Linked DNA regions of Homo sapiens: regions 1 and 2 are each linked to region 3. Evidence: read pairs that join two places in POLR2A ChIA-PET (ENCODE). Cell type or tissue: CD4-positive, alpha-beta T cell. All regions are shown on one strand.

What was found. ChIA-PET counts read pairs that join two places held together with the same protein. Peaks named below come from ENCODE experiments on the same cell type or tissue, not always from the same donor. Only the 100,000 strongest peaks of a DNase experiment are listed, where the experiment ranks them.
Region 1: POLR2A ChIA-PET joins it to region 3 with 13 read pairs; 6 of 35 experiments call an interaction of 5 or more read pairs at or near these places.
Region 2: POLR2A ChIA-PET joins it to region 3 with 12 read pairs; 4 of 35 experiments call an interaction of 5 or more read pairs at or near these places.

What each region holds. Positions count from the first base shown.
Region 1 is chr14:65,857,334-65,865,333 of GRCh38, reverse strand. No RefSeq gene overlaps it. Among named protein-coding and RNA genes, the nearest start is that of LINC02290, 250 kb to the left of the region's middle. In CD4-positive, alpha-beta T cell, no CTCF peak of the experiment used is centred here; a DNase peak (open chromatin) is centred at 4,183.
Region 2 is chr14:65,820,616-65,828,615 of GRCh38, reverse strand. No RefSeq gene overlaps it. Among named protein-coding and RNA genes, the nearest start is that of LINC02290, 290 kb to the left of the region's middle. In CD4-positive, alpha-beta T cell, CTCF peaks have their summits at 3,526 and 3,732 (motif pointing right); a DNase peak (open chromatin) is centred at 3,725.
Region 3 is chr14:65,924,682-65,932,681 of GRCh38, reverse strand. No RefSeq gene overlaps it. Among named protein-coding and RNA genes, the nearest start is that of LINC02290, 180 kb to the left of the region's middle. RefSeq lists an enhancer at 3,147-3,684. In CD4-positive, alpha-beta T cell, CTCF peaks have their summits at 4,304 and 4,504; a DNase peak (open chromatin) is centred at 4,571; H3K4me3 peaks cover 502 bases; H3K27ac peaks cover 3,733 bases.

The DNA of each region.
Region 1 (8,000 bases), 67 kb after region 3:
TACCTCCTTGTAATTCACACCAAAAAGAGAGAGAGAAAGAGAGAAGTTCCTGACATTTATCTCTTAAACAAGACATGTGAGCAGCCAGATGCTGTCTGACAGGACAAATATTTACTGTGCCTGCAAACAGCCCTGAATGCCAGTCCAGCCACGGCAAAGACTCTGACCCAAGCTGATCGACATTCAGTGGAGACACCGGGTCCCAAGGGCTGAGGATTAAGGACATTATTTAACACTGAACCATGCACAAGATTTGTCTTGTTGGCCTTATATCAAAACTGGGCATTTTATTTTCATTTCCTGGATTCTCCATGGGCTCACATTCTTTAGGGCAAGTAGCTGTGAGACCTTTTCATTCCTGCGAAATCTGTCTCCAGGCCCATATTTCACCCAGCAGTCAGAAGGATTATAGAACTGCAGAGTTCTTCTGAAGATTTGCTAGCTCTCCTCCAAAAGGAAAATTAGACTCCTGAAGATCCACATTGCCACTAAAAGTAAGCAAGGAGATGAGAGACCCGTCTGGGGACTGTGGCTAGAAAAAGCACTTGAGGCATTTTTTGCAGCAGAGTCTTGAACAAACCACCGAGGAAAAGGAGGGGCAAGAATTTCCACTAACAAGCTTGACAGTTATTCTGTAGCTCATAGAGAAGTCGTGCTTACTTCAGCAGCATTATTTTTTTCTACAGAAATGTCTGATTAGCAACCTCCTAGAATGATAGTGCTTAATTGACACTGGCCACAAAGGCGTTTGAGAAGTTTTATCCCCTGCCTTTCATATAAAATACTTAAAGTTCTGCTGTTGCAGGCAATAGTTGGGAATAAGTCTTTATCTCTCTGCTCCGCTAGCTTCCCAGGCGACCTTCCTTTCCAGGGAAGCCATGTGCTGCTTGCTTCTGACGCTCTCTGGTTTGATTCCATTGAGTAAGCTGTTTAACCTCTCATGCCTCAGTCTCCTCAACTACCTGAGATGTTGAGGAGGAATTAAATGAGAACGTGTATCTAAAGCTCTTCTAGGGCCTGAGATTTTGAAGCAGACACTCACATGTTAACTCTCATAGGTATTATCATTTTGACAAATGTCAGGCTTGTCTCAGCTGAGGTGAGTTGAGGCTTTCTCCCTGCCTTGGTCAGGATAATGAGGGCTGGGTGTGGCAGATACGGTAATAGCCCCCAAATGATGTTCATGTCCTAATCCCCAGAACCTGTGAATATTACCTTATATAGCAAAAGGGTCTTTGCAGATGTGATTTAGATGGGGAGATGATCCTGTATTACCCAGGTGTGTCTAGTGTCATCACAGGGTCCTCTCAAGAGGTGGGAGCAAGAGTCAAAGTCGGAAAACAGGATGACGAAGCAGAGCTCAGAGAGGAGAGATGATCCTACACTGGAGAGATGATCCTACACTACTGGCTTTGAAGACAGAGCAGGAGGACACAAGCCAAGGAATGCAGGAAGCCTCTAGGAACTGGAAGAGGTGAGGAAACAAAATCTCCTCTACAGCTTCCAGAAGGAACACAGCCCTGCCAACACCTTGATTTTAGACCAGTAAGACATCTGACCTCCAGAACTGTAAGATAATAAATTTGCATTATTTTAAGCCACTAAGTTTATGGCAATTTGTTCCAGCAGCCCAAGGAAACCAAGGTACTGGGTAACAGTAGAGACCTGTGGGTCCCATCAGGAGCAGAGGCAAGAACGCAAAGGAAACTCTAGAGGGATGGCCTCGGGGACATGGACTCCATCCCACCAGAGGGCTCCTTGCAGAGGCCTCAGCCCTGCAAGGAAGAGAAGCTGCTGTCCCTCCTGGAAAGCCTTGGCATCAATGAGGCTTGCCTCAAGGCCTTGAGGGGTGAATGGAGGGGCTGGAGGACATGCTGTCCATAGGGAAATTCCAAGGTGGAAGATGGGAAGTGAGAACTGAAAGGCTATTGGAGCATTATTTTTTTAGACAGAAATGTCTGATTAGACGGGGCTGCTGGCTGCTGTCTCCTCAGAGAACTGCAGAGGAAGGGGCGTGATGGGAAGGTGTGGCCACAGCGGCAGGCTCAGTTTCCACAATCTGCTTAGGTACTCCTGCAATAAGGAGGTTATTTTCACACAGGGCTTATGAGACTCAGTCTCATCTCTCCATAGACTCTGTGCTTTTCTCATTTCCCCTACAGGCCAGCACTCAAAAATACATAATGGATGAATAAATGAATGAATGAATGAATGAACCAACAAGTAAAAAGAGCCCAGATGTTATCACAAAATATCACCATTTCTCTTGGCTTGGAGGTGGGGGTAGGGGGCTGGGAATGGGAAGGAGATTGGGAAAAGATCCTTTTTTTCCTTTTAATCTTCCCAGGAAGGACCTGACTGAGCAAATCCCTTCCCTACAGTCAGACACACTGGCAGGTGTCCTTGGGCCCAGATTAGAAAGGTGGCTCCAGGCCCTAGGTGCTGCTGCTGTGGTTGGTATGCAGGCAAACGCTCCCAGTGCATTCGAAATCTGAGGGGGTGGATGCTAATAACCCATAATCAATGTTGCATTTGCCAACAGCCAAAAGAAAAATGAACCTTTAATTGAGCAAGATTTGGCATCAATCAATGATGTGACTTTAGTCAGGCAAAAGCGACAGATTACTGAGCCGGACACCCAACTGTGAGAATTGCTCTCTACTGGGGTGAAGAATGCAAAATGTGGATAAACAGCCTATCTTGCCAGGCCCAGGATCACAACTCACTGGGGAAAAACACCTCTTTATATCTGTTTGTAAATCTTTTTCATTATTCTCTTTTTTATGTTCTAAGAGCTTAAGTTACTTTGTACCTCTGAGCCCCTTCGCAGAAGTATTGTATTCTTATACGCTGATGATAATTTCTAAGAAGCCATTGGACACAATGGAATCAGCAGATTCCCAGCACCCAGCCAGAGAGCTGATAGAAGAGGAGCTTGAAGAAGCAACAGTCGGAGGCCAGAGAATTCTGGCAAGATGGTGGGGATGATGGCCACACAGGTTTTGGATCTTCCTAAATCCCCACCTAAAAACAGAGATACTAAGTAGCAACACCAAAAAACCTGGCCATGAACAACATTTATCACAAACTAGCTGATGGGGTATCCCCATGAACCCCAAATACAAGCAGGTCAGGATAAACCACCAACTAAGCCCTGAGCGCCCTCACTATCTGTGAGGGAGTAGAGGGAAGTCTTGGGCAGCTACAGACCCAGCACAGGAGAACTCCAAACACCAACAGATGGGAAGCGCTGCAGGCCTGAGACCAGCAGCTGCTACTGGGAGGAGCGTGTAACGGATCTGTGGTCGGCTCTGAACTATGAACTTTTGAAACTGACCAGCCAGGGTTCCCCTCCAGCACAGGGCCCCAGAGCAAGAAAACTACCAGGAGGGAAATCAAAACTGAGCCGGCTTGGGCTGCAGACTGATGAAAATCAGCGTGTGTGTGTGTGTGTGTGTGTGTCTGTGTGTGTGTGTGTGTGTGTGTGTGTGCGCGCGCGCACGCGCGCACGCACGCCAGTGGCCTCCCTCCCACCTGCCTAGATGCTTGGAAGGCTCTTTCCTTCCTGTCCATGGCCAGGATTTTGGTGTTGCTACTTAGTATCTCTGTTTTTAGGTGGGGATTTAGGAAGATCCAAAACCTGTGTGGCCATCATCCCCACCATCTTGCCAGAATTCTCTGGCCTCCGACTGTTGCTTCTTCAAGCTCCTCTTCTATCAGCTCTCTGGCTGGGTGCTGGGAATCTGCTGATTCCATTGTGTCCAATGGCTTCTTAGAAATTATCATCATCGTATAAGAACACAAAACTTCTGTGAAGGGACTCAGAGGTACAAAGTCAGTTAAGCTCTTAGAACATAAAAAAGAGAGGCCCTCCTGTTGCTCTCAGCCATTGCTTTGATGACGTGTATGGACATAGTTCTGCAGCTCCAACACTTCTCACTCCTTTCAGACATGGTTTTGCATTCACCCTCTGGCTTCATGCATAATTCCAATCGATTAGTCCTAATTCTGCCCTCAGGAGTTACAAAGAAATCTCCTCCCTCTTCCATATGACAGGTTTCAAATATTTGACAACAGCTATCGGGGGCCCTCTAAAGAACCTCTTTTTCAGGCCAAGCATCTCCAGTTTCTTCAAAAGCTCCCTCCAGGATGTGGCTTCCTGAAGCCTCAGCCCTGGCCACCTGCCTCTGAGCTTTTTGCGGTGCAGAGAAGCAGCATGGTAGAGTGGAAAAAACACCAGTCCTGGTGCCAGAGAGCTTGTGTTTAAGTTCTAGAACTTCCACCTCCTGGCCTCAGTTTTTTATCCTCTCTGAGCCTCAGTTTTTTTCATCTGCAATATGGGGATAATATGAAATCCTGGGTTTATTGTGAGGCTCAGGGAGTTAATAAATGTATCCGCTTTGAGAGCCCTAGAGCATGGTAAAAACATATATATATACATACATACATGTTTGGGTATTATTTCTCCAAGTTGTAACATCAGTGGCACTTCAAGAGCCTGGAAGAGACCACTCCAGAAGTGATCTGTTTAGAGGAGGGCACAATGGGACTATTCTGTCCTTATTCTAGTCCCAGGGTTTTCTTATTGTAGTTTAAGTTACACAAACTTGGCAGATCCTTATTGAGCCAGCAGTCAACTGAGCAAGAGCCACTCCATTTACTTTAGGCTCTTAATTGTCTCAGACAAGGTTATACATAGTATCACACATCACCTTAATAAAGAGAGCTGCTTTCAGCCCCATACAAAGGACCTCCTATGTTGAATTAGATAGGCCCATCATTCTTTTTCCAACTTGGTCCCAAGGAATATTTTATCTGGGAGGAGAGTGCAGAGATTATCCTTTCTCATTAAAAAACACTGTAGTCTGCTCAGGGGTCAGGGGTCAGGGACCCACTTGAGGAGGCAGTCTGCCCATTCTCAGATCTCCAGCTGCATGTTGGGAGAACCACTGCTCTCTTCAAAGCTCAGATGGAAATGCAGAAATCACCCGTCTTCTGCATCGCTCACACTGGGAGCTGTAGACCGGAGCTGTTCCTATTCGGCCATCTTGGAGGCACCCCCCAGTAGGAGCAGACTGACACTTCACACGGCCGGGTACTCCTCTGAGACAAAACTTCCAGAGGAATGATCAGACAGCAGCATTCGCAGTTCACGAAAAACCGCTGTTCTGCAAACACCGCTGCTGATACCCAGGCAAACAGGGTCTGGAGTGGACCTCTAGCAAACTCCAACAGACCTGCAGCTGAGGGTCCTGTCTGTTAGAAGGAAAACTAACAAACAGAAAGGACATCCACACCAAAAACCCATCTGTATATCACCATCATCAAAGACCAAAAGTAGATAAAACCACAAAGATGGGGAAAAAACAGAGCAGAAAAACTGGAAACTCTAAAAAGCAGAGCACCTCTCCTCCTCCAAAGGAACACAGTTCCTCACCAGCAATGGAACAAAGCTGGATGGAGAATGACTTTGACGAGTTGAGAGAAGAAGGCTTCAGATGATCAAACTACGAGCTACAGGAGGAAATTCAAACCAAAGGCAAAGAAGTTAAAAACTTTGAAAAAAATTTAGACGAATGTATAACTAGAATAACCAATACAGAGAAGTGCTTAAAGGAGCTGATGGAGCTGAAAGCCAAGACTCGAGAACTACGTGAAGAATGCAGAAGCCTCAGGAGCCAATGCAATCCACTGGAAGAAAGGGTATCTGTGATGGAAGATGAAATGAATGAAATGAAGCGAGAAGGGAAGTTTAGAGAAAAAAGAATAAAAAGAAATGAACAAAGCTTCCAAGAAATATGGGACTATGTGAAAAGACCAAATCTGCATCTGATTGGTGTACCTGAAAGTGACGGGGAGAGTGGAACCAAGTTGGAAAACACTCTGCAGGATATTATCCAGGAGAACTTCCCCAATCTAGCAAGGCAGGCCAACATTCAGATTCAGGAAATACAGAGAACACCACAAAGATACTCCTCGAGAAGAGCAACTCCAAGACACATAATTGTCAGACTCACCAAAGTTGAAAGGAAGGAAAAAATGTTAAGGGCAGCCAGAGAGAAAGGTCGGGTTACCCACAAAGGGAAGCCCATCGGACTAACAGCGGATCTCTCGGCAGAAACTCTACAAGCTAGAAGAGAGTGGGGGCCAATATTCAACATTCTTAAAGAAAAGAATTTTCAACCCAGAATTTCATATCCAGCCAAAATAAGCTTCATAAGTGAAGGAGAAATAAAATCCTTTACAGACAAGCAAATGCTGAGAGATTTTGTCACCACCAGGCCTGCCCTAAAAGAGCTCCTGAAGGAAGCACTAAACATGGAAAGGAACAACCGATACCAGCTGCTGCAAAATCATGACAAAATGTAAAGACCATTGAGACTAGGAAGAAACTGCATCAACTAACGAGCAAAATAACAAGCTAACATCATAATGACAGGATCAAATTCACACATAACAATATTAACTTTAAATGTAAATGGGCTAAATGCTCCAATTAAAAGACACAGACTGGCAAATTGGATGAAGAGTCAAGAACCATCAGTGTGCTGTATTCAGGAAACCCATCTCATGTGCAGAGACACACATAGGCTCAAAATAAAAGGATGGAGGAAGATCTACCAAGCAAATGGAAAACAAAAAAAGGCAGGGGTTGCAATCCTAGTCTCTGATGAAACAGACTTTAAACCAACAAAGTTCAAAAGAGACAAAGAAGGCCATTACATAATGGTAAAGGGATCAATACAACAAGAAGAGCTAACTATCCTAAATATATATGCACCCAATACAGTAGCACCCAGATTCATAAAGCAAGTCCTGAGTGACCTACAAAGAGACTTAGACTCCCACACATTAATAATGGGAGACTTTAACACCCCACTGTCAACATTAGACAGATCAACGAGACAGAAAGTTAACAAGGATACCCAGGAATTGAACTCAGCTCTGCACCAAGCGGACCTAATAGACATCTACAGAACTCTCCACCCCAAATCAACAGAATATACATTTTTTTCAGCACCACACCACACCTATTCCAAAATTGACCACATACTTGGAAGTAAAGCTCTCCTCAGCAAATGTAAAAGAACAGAAATTATAACAAACTATCTCTCAGACCACAGTGCAATCAAACTGGAACTCAGGATTAAGAAACTCACTCAAAACCACTCAACTACATGGAAACTGAACAAACTGCTCCTGAATGACTACTGGGTACATAACAAAATGAAGGCAGAAATAAAGATGTTCTTTGAAACCAACGAGAACAAAGACACAACATACTAGAATCTCTGGGACACATTCAAAGCAGTGTGTAGAGGGAAATTTATAGCACTAAATGCCCACAAGAGAAAGCAGGAAAGATCTAAAATTGACACCCTAACATCACAATTAAAAGCACTAGAAAAGCAAGAGCAAACACATTCAAAAGCTAGCAGAAGGCAAGAAATAACTAAAATCAGAGCAGAACTGAAGGAAATAGGGACACAAAAAACCCTTCAAAAAATTAATGAATCCAGGAGCTGGTTTTTTGAAACAATCAACACAATTGATAGACCACTAGCAAGACTAATCAAGAAAAAGAGAAGAATCAAATAGACGCAATAAAAAATGATAAAGGGGATACCACCACCGATCCCACAGAAATACAAACTACCATCAGAGATTACTACAAACACCTCTATACAAATAAACTAGAAAATCTAGAAGAAATGGATAAATTCCTGGACACATACACTCTCCCAAGACTAAACCAGGAAGAAGTTGAATCTCTGAATAGACCGATAACAGGAGCTGAAATTGTGGCAATAATCAATAGCTTACCAACCAAAAAGAGTCCAGGACCAGATGGATTCACAGTCGAATTCTACCAGAGGTACAAGGAGGAACTGGTACCATTCCTTCTGAAACTATTCCAATCAATAGAAAAAGAGGGAATCCTCCCTAACTCATTTTATGAGGCCAGCATCATCCTGATACCAAAGCCTGGCAGAGACACA
Region 2 (8,000 bases), 100 kb after region 3:
AAGGGAGAGGCAAACTAGAAACTTCAGTAATTAGATTTCCTGGAATTAACTCACACATTCCATGCTGAGCAGTCAGGGTAAGCAATGCATCTTCAGCTCATCAGCATTAATTAACGGCCGTTCTTTTACACCTGACCCATTTATGGGAGTAAATCCCAGGTGATACCGTGTAGCCACCACACACCTGTGCCTTTTTAAACAGCTCCTAGGCCTCCAGGAAAGGCATCTACAGCTAATTGAGCCCGCCCTCCTTTCTCACGATAGTCAAGCCAAGAGAAAGAGAAACATACTCTTGTCAATTAAACAAACAAAAGGGAGAGAAAAACAAAACGCCACCAGCAGATTTCACATCCTATGTGCCCAGGAGGATGCCGCCACCCCAGCTGAGCAGATGTAGGATGGCTGGTTGGTGCTGTTCACCTTGTCCTCCTCTTTGCCATCCGCCCCTTGACCACCTTGAACTGCTTTGCCAGCTGCCTGCACTGATTCCCTTTCAGGAGATGGCTCAGCAACCAAAACGTGCAGTGTTTTGGTGCTGCCCTGCGCGCACAGCAGACGCTCTGTGGATGTCCGGTGTCTCAGCAGCCAGTGGGTTGCATGCCTGACATGTTATCTTCCGGCCGCCTCTGTTGCTGCTTCATAGTTTCTGATCTGCTTTGCCTGTTCCTTGTATTCTATGTTCAATCTTCCCTTTACCACAAGTTTTATCTTCTCCCAAAGAGGTGGGGGTCAGTGGGGGTCATCCTTTTCCCATTTCTATGGCAAAAATCCTGCTTGTGCAGTGAGAAAGTAGCTCCACCTCCAGGTCAGGCCCAGAGCATGTCTGACCAAGTGGAGCACCCACACCTCTGGACTCAGTGATTGGTTCACTTTGGGGGTGATGTGGGTGTCAGGGGAGGGAGGGGAATTTTCCTTCTGCTTTGTGGGAACTAAGAACCTTGCAAGCGCGAAGTTCCTCAGGTGGGGCGGGGTGCAACGTGGCAGATATTTACCATGTGCAGAGAAAGCCAGAGAGCCACCCTGGGAAGAAAACTAACACTGGGGAAGACAGACGGAGCAGAGGGTTGGAGAAAAAGTGGTGCAGGGGAGCGAAAAGTGGTTTCTTTCTACTCTTCTAGGTTCATCGGCTAGGCTATGAATTAAATTGACATAAGACAGCGTAACAGGAGAAAAGCCACGTTTAATTATATACATATGCATGGCAGTCCTGCAGAATAAACCTTGAAGACGGGCCAAGTGATTGAAGCTTATGCAGCATCCTGAGCTACAGAAAGGAATAGGGGCTTGGGGCTTTGGGGGGTGGTGGGGACACAAGTTATGGGAGCGTGAGGGGAGGAAATTTGTGCGAATAAAGGCTGTCTTGTTATGCAGATAAAAGTCTCTCCGGTAACAAATATTGTCTCAGGAGCAGAGGTGACAATCTGCCTGGGCTGGTGCCAACCTCTATTCTTCTTTCCTGTGAGCTGAGTTAATCTTCCCCAGTTGAGAAGATTCCCAGGAGGGGATTCATGACAATTGAGTTCCTTTCGGAGGATCCGTCTTTAGGCAGATAAAGGGGCTCAGAGAAAGTCTCTGCCTGCATCACTGTTTCCCAAGTCCCCTGACTTCAAAGTCATCAGCACACCACAGTGGCATATTTGGGGCTGGCATTTCCAGAACGCCTTCAGTGGGATCCTGAAGATATCGTCTGAGTGCTTGAATCAGGGAAACCTAAATTGAAGGCTTTCCTGAACATTTCTGTTCCTCAAGCCAATCCTTTATTTTTTATGCTTAAACTAATTGAAGACGGAATTTTGTCACTTGCAACTGCTGCCTCACTAATGTGTCTTCTGACCTAAATCTTGGAGTCATTTCTGTATTATTTAAGGTTCTTTCACTTGCAAGTAACAGCAACTCTATTCAAGTTAACTTATGCCAAAAAGGGGAGAGAATCCTAAGCTGCAAAGAAAGAATATGGGTGCAACTGGCCCTGGGGACGGTGGCACTGGGGCATTCTTTCTTAGGCAGCCACTCCTGCCTCTTCCCTTGGTCTGCACATCCTTAAAAGACTGCTTCCTTCGCTACCAGAGATCTGGACTTGCGCCCTTATAGACTCATGAAGAAAGCACAGTTTCGGGGAAGGACTCTGCCTTGCTTTGTGTCTGTCCCTGGACTCACCCCTGTGGCTGGGGAAGAGCAGCTGTGACTGGTCTCTTCTGGGTCACACATGCACCCAACAGGGAGGAAGGAGAGGTCTGTCGCCAGAAGAAGGTAAAGGAAAAAGTATAGGCAGTGGAAACAATACTCACCCCCAACTTCCTACCTCAGAGGTCCAGTGAAACTCCTCCCGAAAGCATCCCTGAAAAGCCCCATTCAGATTGCGGGCATCTGGTCATTTCATTCACCCGGCAATAAATCACCCTCGCAATTTGTGTCATTGAACTTTTTGGAGAATACTTTTGGAGTGTTAAAATAGGATTGACTTTCTATTGAAAGCTGTAAACATTTTTATTTGTAGCTTAATTTTTATCCTCGTGTTGTTTGACAGTTTCTCCTCAAGAGGGGAAGAAGCAGTAGGAGTCTGTTGGCAAAGCACTCCATATTGCTGAGCAGCAAGTAAACCAGCAAGCATGGCGCTTCCAGCTGCACACCGTCTCCTCTGAGACCCAGCTACAGCCATCCAACTGAATGACTTCTTGCCTTTTGGCCTTCAGAGTGCATGTGTGCCCGTGCGTGTGCACGGGTGTGCTTGGCATCATGTGTGCATCTCTAGACAATGAGGAGTGTGGAGGGACAGGTGAAGGATCAAGGCAGGAGGTACAGCCAACTCAAGAAATGAGGCAGGAGAACAATGCACAGTTCCCCTTCTCACTGTGCACGTTGACCTATTTGTCACAGGCTGAAAAGAGCTGGGAACATGGTGGAAGGCTCTTACTTGTAAATGTCGTTCAGACTTTTGAATGGATCTTTTAAGATCAGGAAATGGGATCCATAGTTTACAGGCTTTGTTAGCAGCCAATTTGTTCTACTTGATCCAGAGCATTTAGGCAACGCTACCAAAGAATCTCCTACCAATGAGTTGTGAGTGTTCTTGTCAATATTTTACACATTAACAAGGATCCTAGTTAGAATATGAAGTTAGACATGTTTCTTTCAAGGGAACACGTTACAATGACTGAGGGATAAATATAGATATATAGATATGTCTATATATTAAAGAAGGCAACATAGGACTAATTAAATATTATTTATAATCACTATATGATTTAATACATTAATCTATTAATAGTACCAAAATAAAATTTTAATCCTTCAAGTAATTTGCAATAATATTTAGTAATTGACAGCATTCCATGTAAAGCAGTAATTTTTTTAATGAATCATGTGTTAGTTAATTTAATAGGCCTTCTACCTTAAAAATAATTATGTTTGTAATTAAAACATTTCAATTAATTATAAGGGCTTCTTATGTGATTTAAGTCTATTAAAGACAATTTAATTACCAAACTTTGAATGTGTTATCATTCCAATCACAAAACGATTTTAAATACTTTTCTTAATATCCAGGTCTTTATATTAGTCATTTATTCCTGTTGATATAAAAAGCATCCTAATTTGGTCGTGATGACAGCTACTGATATCAAGAAATAGGGGGGTAATTTGAACAAATAATGGTGAACATGGTGGATAGTAGTCTGCATGCAGCCTTTCTGCGGGGCACACATGCAATAACTAAAGGTGGACACTAGAGGGAGGCAGACAGAGAGGGTGAGAAGGAAGAAAAAGTAGAGCTATACACGAGCTGGACTTGAATGAAGACTGTGTTTTGGTTTGACCCCTTTGATGCTCATTTTCTGGAGGCCATACCCAGAAACCTAATTAGAAATACGGTTCATGATTCACACACCATGAACTTACTTTATCCGGGAAGAGACCTGAGCAAGTCATGCTCACCTCTGAAGAAAGCAAGCTCATTGTAATTCTCCTTCTCCACACTGAATACCTGTGTAATACATTTCAGTTTTCAAAGTGATTTCATATACATTATCTTATTTTGGAGTCAATATGGTGTAGCAGAAAGAAAATTAGACTTGAGTCAGGGAATCTGAATTGTAGCCTGGTCTCTTTCACTACATGCCTGTGACCTTGGATGAGGTACTTAACCTGTCTGGCAGAAGCTTCCTCATAGGTAACATGCTGGTGTTAGAACAGATGATCTCTAAGGTCCCTTCAATTCCAAAACTCTGTGATTTTATGATGCAGCCCATATAAGAGAGACTGTGTGTGCATGTATGTGCACTTGGAATGTGTGTGCCTTGCCTTAAATGAGAATTATTTCAAATAAAACACTATTCTGGCTTCAGTGAAAGCATTTTCTCCTTCTGCCTTGGAGGGATAATGCAAACACAAGGGAAGTCCCAAGTAGTGAAACAGCCCCTCCGGGACCCAGCAAGTACCAAGATTGGGTTACAAAACTTAATGTGTATATGAAATGTTTCCATCAACTTATAAAATAAAAGTACAATAAAAGCAGTGGCTTTTTATTATTATTTAGATTTAAATCATCCCCTGCAGTGTTGAAAACCCAAGGGCAACCTTCCGAATTTAGCAGGATCTCAGAATGAAATGGAAATAGAATGTAGCAAGGGAAATAGATGCATTAGACATCATCGTCCTACCTAAGAGGAAATTCTTGTTCTTTGTTCCTTGTGTTTCTTTAAGCCCAGCAAACGGCACAAATGTTGAAAGCTTATTAGAATTTTAAAGACTTCTCAGCATACTGATAAATTCTAACTTTTAGAATCTCTGAATTATTTTTTGTCTGAACACTGGCTCTTCTATGTCATTTTCATTAAATGAACACACAGCAATTTTCATCCCCAGCCTTGAAGAAATTCTTTAACTTTCTTGCCTGGTTGTATTTAAGTGTCCTCAAATGTACTCCCTATTTCTCATCCATTTCGTTACCTCTCTGTTTCCAAGCTTCTGGCTCAGAGGGGAAAAAAAAAGCAGAGCCACACTCTAGGAGAACTAGGAATGTGCACCCGGAGTCCCACTCAGAGACAGGAGGGATTCAGTTTCACGGACTCTCAGGTCAGGGCTTGGGTAAGGGACCCAGGAGGCCCAGAAAGCCCGTACTAACAAATAACATTCCAGGGTTCCCAGAGTGGCGGTATGACCTGGCTAAGGTGAGCTCCAAAGGGCAGTTCACCAGATCAGCACAACCTCATCTGGAAAGCAGAGAAAACAGGCGAGGCTGTGAGGAGGGTACTTAGAATCTCAGATGCCATGGCTGCCCAAAGATTAAATGGAAAGCAACCATACTGAAAGAAGGGCTAGCAAGTAGAAACATGAGATGCATCAGAAAGCGCTTCGGTGAGATCCCTAGAGCTCCTTTCCCCCCAAGGAATTCCAACTTAAGGGGAATATTTCATTCAACAATATGTATTAAGCTCCTATTGGCACTGTTTTAAATACTAGAGCTACACCACTAGACAAGTCAGACAAAAACCTCTGCTCTTATGGAGCTTATGTCCCTGTGAGGAAAAAGAGCCTAAATGTATGAAATAAATACATGATTGGGTATGTTAGATACTGGTGGAAACTGCTGTGGAAAATATATAGTAAGGTAAAGAGGATAAGAAGGATTAGGGATCAGGGAAAATCTGTTTGCCCTCTAGGGTGGTCAGGGTGGGCCTGGCTAAAAATATGATGTTTCAGCAAAGATTTTTAAAGCGTGAGGGAGAGAGCCATGCAGATATGTAGGGAAGACGCATTCTAGCCAGAGGAGCAGCCAGCACATGGGCCCTGAGGGGGCCACAGTATGTGGGAAGACAGGAACGTAGCTGGAACAGAGGGAATGACAGGAGTCATACAAGAAGGCGAGGTCAGAGAAGTCATCATAGCCAAAATAGGCAGAGCATGTAATGCCATTGTGAGGACTTTGGGTTTTACTTTGAGTGAAATGGGGAACCATTGGAGGGTTTTGAGCAGAGGGTTTGAGCGCCATGACCTGATTTATACTTTAATCGGACCACTCCAGCACCTGTGTTGAGATTAGCCTGCAAGGGGCAAAGGGGGAAATAGAGAACACAGTTAGGAGGCCATCGCCATATTTACGTAGCGGCTGATGACAATGTGGACCAGGAATGGAGCAGTGGAGGTGATGAGAAGTGCTGGGAGCCCAAGTGAGATGTTGAAGGAAGCATCAGCAGGGCGTGCCGACGTGTCAGATACGGGTGTGAGAAAGAGGAATCAAGGATGACTGACCACCAGGTCACACAGTGGCCATCAGCTGAAATGGAGACAGCCGCAAGTCATGTGGGGGTTCTGGGAAAAGATCAGAGGTTTCCATTGGATGTGTCAAGTTTGAGAAATCCAGTGGACATCTAGTGAGGTTGCTGAGTAGATCCAGCCTGAAGATGGAACTTGGGAGTCCTCAGCAAATAGAAGGTAATCAAAACTGTGAGACCAGAAAAGATCACCAAGGTCTCCAGGGCAGTGGGTAGAGATGGACAAAAGAAGTAAGGACAGAGCTCTGCAGCACTGAGTGTTCAAATGTCTGGATTGCATGGGGACTGGATTTTGGTTAGGTCGGATTTAAGAAATTACTTAGGGACTCAAACTTGAAGAAGGTGCCTGGTGTGGTGAGAGGGAGGGCAGGTGTACCCGCAGCTGACTTTTCCCGGGGATCACTTCCCCCACCATCCTCCATTGCCGTGGCCCTTGTAAGTCTACATCCAGTAGACACTTTGACCCCAGGGGCATCCGAGTGTCTTCTATGTGCTTAGGCATCTCAAGCAAGCATCCAATCCTAAAAAGCCTGGATTGCTAAGTCTCTTTGTTTTCACTGGGCCTCCTATTGTTTCCAGTCAAAAGCATATAACTACTTCATGAATTTATGCAAAAGTAAATGCAGTATCCCCTGCCTAGGGCCTAGCCATGCCTGTTTATCTGCGCTGCTTCTGAGCTGCTGTTCATTGGGGCCAGTGCATCTGCCGCCTTGAGCTATAAACCTCCCTTGCTCCTGGCTCCTCCAATCCACGTTCCCTCCTTTATGGCTCTGTCCCCGGTGCTTTCCCTCCCTGCAGCACCTCCTTAGGATGGTCAGCCACAGTTCCCGCACACACTCACGGATTTCATATCCAGGGCGTCACTACCAGCCCGTAGCTGCCCTGCACCACCTGAGCAGCAGGCTGTGGGAAGGCGCCTAACCCACCCAGTCACCACAGCTGGTTTCTCACCGTGGCCCAGGAGCAGCAGGCTTAGCTGAGTCCATCCACCACCCTACCACACCATGTGGGCCCCACACCTGCCTTCTTTCTTGAGGAATGACTGATTTTCTTTAAAATTTACATGAGAAAAGACACAGGTTTGCATAGCACCTCCATGGTCAACTTCTCCTGGTATATCCTACACAAGGTGAGGGGTTTGAATTCGCCTGGTAAGCTCATACTGCACTGCATATAACTCAAGGTTAAGTGTGGCTTTCTCTCTGAAATGCCCTCCCAAATGGAGCACCTTCCTAAATCCCTCGTGTCAGTGTTGCAGCTCTGCCACGCCCCACTCTTGGAGGTGTCCTCTGTGCCACAGCAGGCCCCCAGAGCCCTTATGAGGTGAAGAGGGCTGCCTCCAGTCCCTTCTTGGCTAGAGCCACTGCAAGGTGGTTCAGAAGCACTGTGGTCCCTTCCCAGAGTACTTTCTGGCTACTGGACCTTTCCCAGGTCAAGCCCAGAGCATACTATAATCTCTGAGAGCAGCAGGCCATGAGAAAGCAGAATGACTATTACTTTAACTTAGAAAGGAGAGGCTTCCTAAGCTTGAGCCTTCAAACAAAGCTTCCTTTCCCCAGATCTCCATCTCTCTCCCCTTCTCAGTCTCTACCGTTTTCATGCAGCCCCTCTCCTTCAGGTGCCCCACCCAGCCCTCCTCTTTACAGTGGAAACTCCACCCCTTTCCACAAACACAGAGGAGGGGTGCTGTCCCCTCCCTTCCCACCTCCTCCGACTCCAGCATCTCAT
Region 3 (8,000 bases):
ACATGGTCTCCCTCTGTGACTGCACACCCCTGGTGTCTCTCTGGTGTCCAAATCTCCTTTTATTATTTATTTATTTACTTATTTTTGAGATGGAGTCTTGCTGTGTCGCCCAGGCTGGAGTGCAGTGGCGCAATCCTGGCTCACTGCAACCTTCGCCTCCCAGGTTCAAGCAATTCTCATGCCTCAGCCTCCTGAGTAGCTGGGACTATAGGTATGCGCAACCACACCCGGCTAATTTTTGTATTTTTTGTAGAGATGAGGCTTCACCATGTTGACCAGGCTAGTCTCAAACTCCTGACGTCAAGTGATCTGCCCGCCTCGGCCTCCCAAAGTTCTGGGATTACAGGCATGAGCCACCATACCCGGCCCACATTTCCTTCTATTATAAGGACATATGAATCTGGTGGTGGTGGGGAAGGACACAATGCAGCCCATACTAAAGCCTCTTACATATGAAAGTCCAGATGCTCCCACAGGAAAAAAGGAGAAGCTGCTGTTTGACACTGGTGCCCAGGGGAAGTGTCTTGGGGTTCTATCTGTCCTTACACCATTAGTTACATGCACTTGCATTGCAACCCCCCGGGGGTAATGTTGCCCCTGTGATAACCATAGGATCACCTTTCTCAGAAGCCAGAGCTGATCTTTCTAATGTCAGGTAATGTCAGGCCACTGGCTGACTTCCCAGAGCTGACAGGTCACTTGCTCCCCAACCTCACAAAGGAGAAAGGCAAGAGAACTTCCTCCCCAAGAGCCTTGGACAGTCCTGGCTGGTCCTTCCTCAGTCTCTCTCAGCTGCAGAAGCACAAGCCAAGGCACTAAGGAGTTAGTATCAGAAGATCCCGTGATGAGCCTAGTCCATGAAACTCCTTCCAATATGGTGCAGAGGCAGGGCTGGTCCTTGGCAACACCTTCAATAGTATCCTTTTACATATTTGCCTCCCTCTTTGAACATCCTCTAATTTCAAAATCGTTCAGGGCTAATGCCATAGTGGACGGGCCTCCATGATTCATATGCCCAGGTGATTCCTACTTTTTAAGAGACTCAAGTGTATGTTGGGGTGGGGTGGGGTGGGGTAGGACAAAACCAATCCAAAGGAGTTAATCTCTAATGCTGGAATTTCAGATACTAGGAAATTCTAGGTTAGGAAACTATTTGAGAAGTAGCAGAACCTTCCTTGGCCATTCAAATCACCTCTGGACAAGAGATACTGATGTTGGCTACAGTATTCCTATCATTCAAAAGCTACCACTTCCTCTGTGGAACAACTCTTGTCCAAAAGGGACATCAGTGAGAGGGGTTAGGATCTGACTTCAGATGATGTTGACTCCAAGTTATTGATTCCAGGCTAGGGAGCAAGCTAGACAGTGACCGTCTCCAATAATGAACAGATGAAGTGAATCAGTGGATTGGTGGGAGGCTAACATGAGGCTCTGGAACTCTGCCACCTGAGTTCCAGTTCTGGGTCGGCCACGTCCTTCCTGCTATACTCTCTATGCCCCGTTTTCTTATTTTAAAATTGGGATAACAGTAATGTCTATTTCATGGCATTGTTAAGGGTTTTAAATGAGATAATACAAGTTCTTAGCATAATGCCTGACTTTTAACAAGCTCCCAGCCAATGTTAGCCGCTGTCATTCCCAAGGGTCTACCAAGTCAGAAGGCCTGAAATCAGGCAAGAGCATGGCAAGCTTGCCTCTCTTCAAAAGTGATGGAGATCTGCAGGAAGAAGGACCCATAATAAGAATTTTTTCTATTAATACAATAAAATATAAATATGCAGAATGAGTATTTATTTATTTTTGAGATGAGGTCTCAACTCTGTCACCAGGCTAGGGTGTTGTGGCATGATCTTGGCTCACTGCAACCTCCACCTTTCAGACTTAAGCAATCCTCTGACCTCAGTGTCCCGAGTAGTCGGGTCCCCAGGTGCATGCCACCAGACCTGGCTAATTTTTTGTAGTTTTGATAAAGACAGGGTCTTGCATTTTGCCCAAGTTGGTCTCGAACTCTTCAGCTCAAGTGATTCCCCTACCTGGACCTCCCAAAATGCTGGGATTACAGTCATGAGCCACTGTGCCCACCCAAGCATTTAAAAATACATAATGCAGAATAGTGGAGGCTTTTCAGGGCAAAATGGAGACAGGCTTTAAAAGGCAAATGCTGATTTTGAATTCCTGGAAATACTGTGAAGAGATGAGGTGAACGCTATCCAGGGGCTTTAGCATTGGGAGGTGATGGTGAGAATAAGAAGGAAAATTAGCCAGGAAAATTTTAACCTTGAAAATCAGAGCCCAAAACAATGGGTCTTAAGTTTTTGGGGATCACAAATCCCTCAGAGCATCTGATAGCTATAAACATTCTCCCCAAAAACCCCTCACATTCACATAAAACTCTAGATATAATCCCAGGGTGACCCTGGACTCCCTAGATCCTGAAGGAACCTGTGACCCCAGATTAAGAATCTCTTATAGAAGGAAAAGCCCACAGATGACATGGCTTGATGTCAGAGAAGATCTGGAAGCATGCGCATAAAGCTCAGACACTGAGCCCGGCCAAATGGGCCCTAAGGAAGCCACCTGGGCCATAGCCCCAGCCTGGCCATGTAGAATGTATATCTGAAAGTGGCCCCCCTGTGGCTATAGAGTTATGTGGACACCTACCAATGGTATGTGCTGGACTCCAAGGACCAAGGTGGGCAGTGGGGTATAGTTGGAGTTGGGGGACAGCAGGGAAGGAGCAGGGAAGGAGCAGAGCAGCCCACGGCAGCAGTCATTTCCCTTTGGTGAAGAAGCCCTCCCCCTGTAAGTAAAGGGAAGTCAGGGAAGTGTGACCTGAACTCAGAGAGGAAGGCTGCAGACCTCACAATGGTGTGCCTGCCACCGCTCTGCAGATCTGTTGGGTTCCTAGAAGTCGCCCTGGACCCCATTCTCTCCCCGCCCTGCTTTCTGGTTATCCCACACATCATCTCCCTTTTGCCTCCTTCCCACCACCCTGGCCCTCAACAGTCACCCAGACTCCTAGGAGTCGCATCCCCACCATCGCTGCCCCTTTAGCCCTCTGGGATTTATGATCCACGCTGCAGCCAGAGTGCTCTCCAGAATCACATCCAGCTTCCTGCGTGCAGCTTCAAAGCTGTGTGGTGGGCGTGTTCCCACCCCCCAGCCACTTCTCTTGACCCCACCACCTGATGGGACCCATTGGCTGAGCACCCTGTGGTCCAGCTCCCTTTCGACCCCCCAGGGCTCTCAGCCTCCCCAGCCCCAAACCCTTTGCCTGGCCAACTCTACACATCATTTAGGTCACTTGTCGCCTCCTTTAGGAAGTCTTTCCCAGCCTCTTCTCCACCCCGCAGCATCTCTTACCACTACCCTAAACTCCAGCCAGAGGGACTATGGTCTCTGCAGTCCCCTCTAAGCACTCTCCTGGGCTCCAGGCCATTCCTCCTCCTGCCTCAGCTCAGCTGGTGCCACTCCCTCCAGAGGCCTTCAAAGCCTTCCAGAGGGCTAGGGCTCCCACATGCGCTCAGCTCCTGGCTTTCTCCCTGCAGAGGTCTTGCCTCACCTGTGGGCTACATGCTCTTTCCCAAAAGGGTCTGTGCCTTGTTTACTTGTCCTGGGTAGTATTGGGTTGTTGTGAGGATGAATGAGTGGCATGTAGGTGAAGCACTTAGAACAGTGCCTGGAAAACATCAGGAGCAACTGTTAGTTCTATTATTCTTATTGCTGTTATCATCACCATCATTATTATTATCATTGACTGCTATAACCCCAGTGCCTGATATAGGGAGATATCCAATAAGTTTTTGTTGAATGGATGGATGGAAGGATGGATGGATGATAAAATTGTGTATTATTGCAGTCATCCTCAGTGCTTTTTATTTTCGTTTCAATGCCTTTTTTAAAAATCACTTCGTGTTCTTCAAAATATCCTGGGGAGGATTCTGGATCTGGCAAACCCTGAGGCTGAAGTGTAGAAAGACCATCCAAGAATCACGCCAGAAGGGGACAGAATGCAGCAATCCAGGTCCTTGCACCCCTCTCCTTCAGGATTCACCTTCCAGGAGAGTTTGAGAGGTCTACCTCTCAGATCAGCATTGGGAGGAGATGGGGAGAATTTCAGGACCAAAGAATGGGGTCCCATTGTGCTTCCTGAGTCTTCATGCTCTACTACTGCTGCCCAGGGCAGGGGGTGGGGGCCGTGATTGAGCACATTCAATCCCACTGAGATTTCATTAACTTGCATTCATTTGTGTCACTTAATTATTGTGAACGGGATCCTTCTCTAATAAATGTGTTTTCCTAACCCACAGCCTCTGGGCTATCATTCTAACCATATCTATTATGACTGAATGGCTTCTTGGAAACAGAGTGGCCTTCTTTGTATTTGGAGCTAAGTAGGGCATACTAAAGAGCTTCCCGCCCTCCAGAAAAGGGGGGTGGACAGGCAAGGACTCCGTGCTCTGGGGACCCAGCCTCCCGCTCCTTCATTGTGAATCACCTGCTGAAATAAAGGATCTGGAGCCTGGTGTGTTTATACAGCAGCGCGCCAGGCGACAGCTAAGGTGTTACACCGCAGCCTTCCAGGAAGGGGCAGGGGCCTGCTTGTGGGTTTAAATAACACGGCAACTGAGAAAGCTTATTCATCTTGATCTGTTGGCCTCATCAGTGAAGTGAAGGTGCTGAGATAACATCAAGCGAAAAGCAGCCCCACCCTGGGGGAAAATTTAGATCCTAGGTCTTTCTCATGAACATTCCTATTTAAAAGGAATTCTGTGCCTGCGCAGGGTTTTGTTTCCCTCTGCAAACTCCCTCTGTTTGAGTTAGAATTCTTCTTTCCTCTCTTGCCCTCCAAAATAGATCTCACTGGGCAGCAGAAGCTGGGTTCTTAAAAACAAGCAATTGTATTTAATTGCAAACTCCACAAACAAATGAGCAGCTGTATCTGTATTGATGAATGAATGTCTTTTGTCTTTACAGATACTTTAAAAAATGCATAGTCAACAGAGAACTGTATGCTATTTGGGAAATAGATTTACCTTCTTAATTATATTTTTACTTGTCCTTAGATTAAAATTAGTTTGCTTTGCCTGAGCTGACACTGCCTTGGGTGGTGAGAGATGATTAGAGAGAATCCTGCGGGGAGGAAAAGCTGATCTGATATGAAATATCTGGGGCCAAGGTCCTGTAGGGGGATGGTCTTTGAGGACTCAAAGAGCTGAGGGTTACTTGGGGCTCCTTTCCCTCAGTTTTACAGAAGGTACTTCTGGCTGGCAAAGATGTCACTGATCAGTTTTCAGGAGGAATTATTGTGGCTCACTGAAGAAGGTGTCTCTCCAAACTCACAGATCCTAATGATCACTTTATCAACAGAGAAATGAAATCTAGGATGGGGTCTCTGTGCTTGGCCGGAGACCCTGCATCCTCTTTAGCCAGGATTCTCTTGTGGAGATAAGGAGCTTCATCAGTAATTGTGGATCTTACTAACTCCACCCAGCTAAGACTTGAAGTTCTGGTCTAAATGAGCAACAAACATTGAGGTTGTTGGGGTTTTACAAGCCCTCCCAGCCCTTGTGCTGGCAAAAGAGGAAGCCTGTGCATGAAAGCCAGACTTTGCCATAGCAATGATGCAACTCCATGAGTGGAAGAACACCAGGGTTCTTCGTCTCAAGTCGAATTAGATAAAATAACACGGACACACGTGGAGTCGTTTTAAGGACTGGAGAGTTTAATAGGTAAGAAAGAAGGGAAAAGAAAGAAAGCAGCAGCTCCCCTGTACAGAGATGGGGGGGGTAGGGGGCGGCTCCAAAGCGAGAGAGGGGACCCCAAGTACGCAGAAACCAGCCAGGTATATGGAGAGGCTGGAGGAAGCAGTATCTGATTTGCATAGGGCTCAGAGGATTGGTTTGACCAGGCATGTCATTCACGTAGCCCTTGAAAAAACTGACTCTCCCACCCTAGCCTTTTAATATGCAAATACAGGGCGCCATAATGTTCTACACACGTGGGGATATGTGGGGGCAGCCATGTTGCCAGGAACATGTGGGGCAAGGGGAAGAAGGAGGCAGGCAGCAGGAATCCTCTTGTTGGGGTGGACCCAGTTTCTAATGGCCAACATTTGCATATGAAAGATTGCCTGCCCAGCTCTAAGAGCCAGGGCTTTCCTGCTAGACAAGAAATGTTTCTGGAGCTGCTTTAAAAGAGATGAAAACTTTCCAAGGACCGCTTTTCCTATCTGCCTAGAACAATTTTTAATACCTCCTATCGCAGCAAGTCCCCATGTAGTGGGACAGCAGAAAGTGTGTTCAGCAAGGAAGAGGTGCTGTGCCTTACTTCCAGCCTCACCTGCATAAACCTTCTGCTCCAGCCTTCATTCTCTCTTATCCAATGTGCTGGCCTATTAGAAGATCTAACAGGTAGAGACACTAAAGAAGGTTCTTTTGTGTATGCAAGACTGATCATGGAAAGCCTCTCATGAAACACCAGGTGTGAGCAAAAAATAAACTTCCGTTGTGTTAAACCACTGATATTTGGGAATTCGTCTGTTACAACAGCTAGCATTACTTAACTAATAAATCTTCATATTTAGGAAGTAATAGGGAACAGCTTTCTCTAAGTTATAGTTTCTTCCTCCCTTCCAATGACCCATATCTTGTATATACAAAGATGTCTTTGGAATGAATGGAAATTAGTTCATTAGTTCTAGAAAACACAGAAGTTAAGTGAGAGAGAAGTTTATCTCTTCCAAGAATATGTTGAGAAAAGGAAAGCAGATGAAAAGCATCTTGAAAGAGATTTTAAGCTTCTTAGTTGGTAAGAGTGATATTATAAGCCTCTTCTTTATAGTGCTTCCAGTATGTATGGAAAGTGATGAGTGGTGAGAAGTGGCATTACCATCTTATAAAGGAGAAACTGAGGCATGGTGAATGCTTTGCTGAGAAATCCTTCAAATCAGACCTGCTGGGTTTGTGACCCCCCATTCTACCAGCTTAATGAGACTGTGCAAATAAGACCAGTGTTATAGCCCTATTGAGAGACAGGACTAGCTGGATTTCCTAGGCCAACTAAGAATCCCTAAGCCTAGCTGGGAGGGTGACCACTTACACCTTTAAACACGGGGCTTGCAACTTAGCTCACACGCAACCAATCAGATAGTAAGGAGAGCTCACTAAAATGATAATTAGGCAAAAACAGGAGGTAAAGAAATAGCCAATCATCTGCTGCCCGAGAGCACAGTGGAAGGGACAAGGATCGGGATATAAACCCAGGCATTTGAGCTGGCAACGGCAACCCCCTTTGGGTCCCCTCCTCTTTTATGGGAGCTCTGTTTTCACTCTATTTCACGCTATTAAATCTTGCAACTGCACTCTTCTGGTCCATGTTTGTTACAGCTCGAGTTCACTCGCTGTCCACCACTGCTGTTTGCCACCATCACAGACCTGCCGCTGACTCCCAACCCTCCGGATCCGGCAGGGTGTCCGCTGTGCTCCTGATTCAGCGAGGTGCCCATTGCCGCTCCTGATAGGGCTAAAGGCTTGCTATTGTCCCTGCACGGCTAAGTGCCCGGGTCCATCCTAATCGAGCTGAACACTAGTCACTGGCTTCCACGGTTCTCTTCCGTGACCCACGGCTTCTAATAGAGCTATAACACTCACTGCATGGCCCAAGATTCCATTCCTTGGAATCCATGAGGCCAAGAACCCCAAGTCAGAGAACACAAGGCTTGCCACCATCTTGGAAGTGGCCCGCCACCATCTTGGAAGATGCTCGCCACCATCTTGGGAGCTCTGTGAGCAAGGACCCCCGGTAACACTATCAAAGGAAGTAGGTGGCTGGGTGCAGTGGCTCATGCCTATAATCCCAGCACTTTGGGAGGCTGAGGTGGGCGGATCACGAGGTCAGGAGATCGAGACCATCCTGGCTATCACGGTGAAACACCATCTCTATGAAAAACACAAAAAATTAGCCAGGCATGGTGGCGTGCACCTGTAGTCCCAGCTACT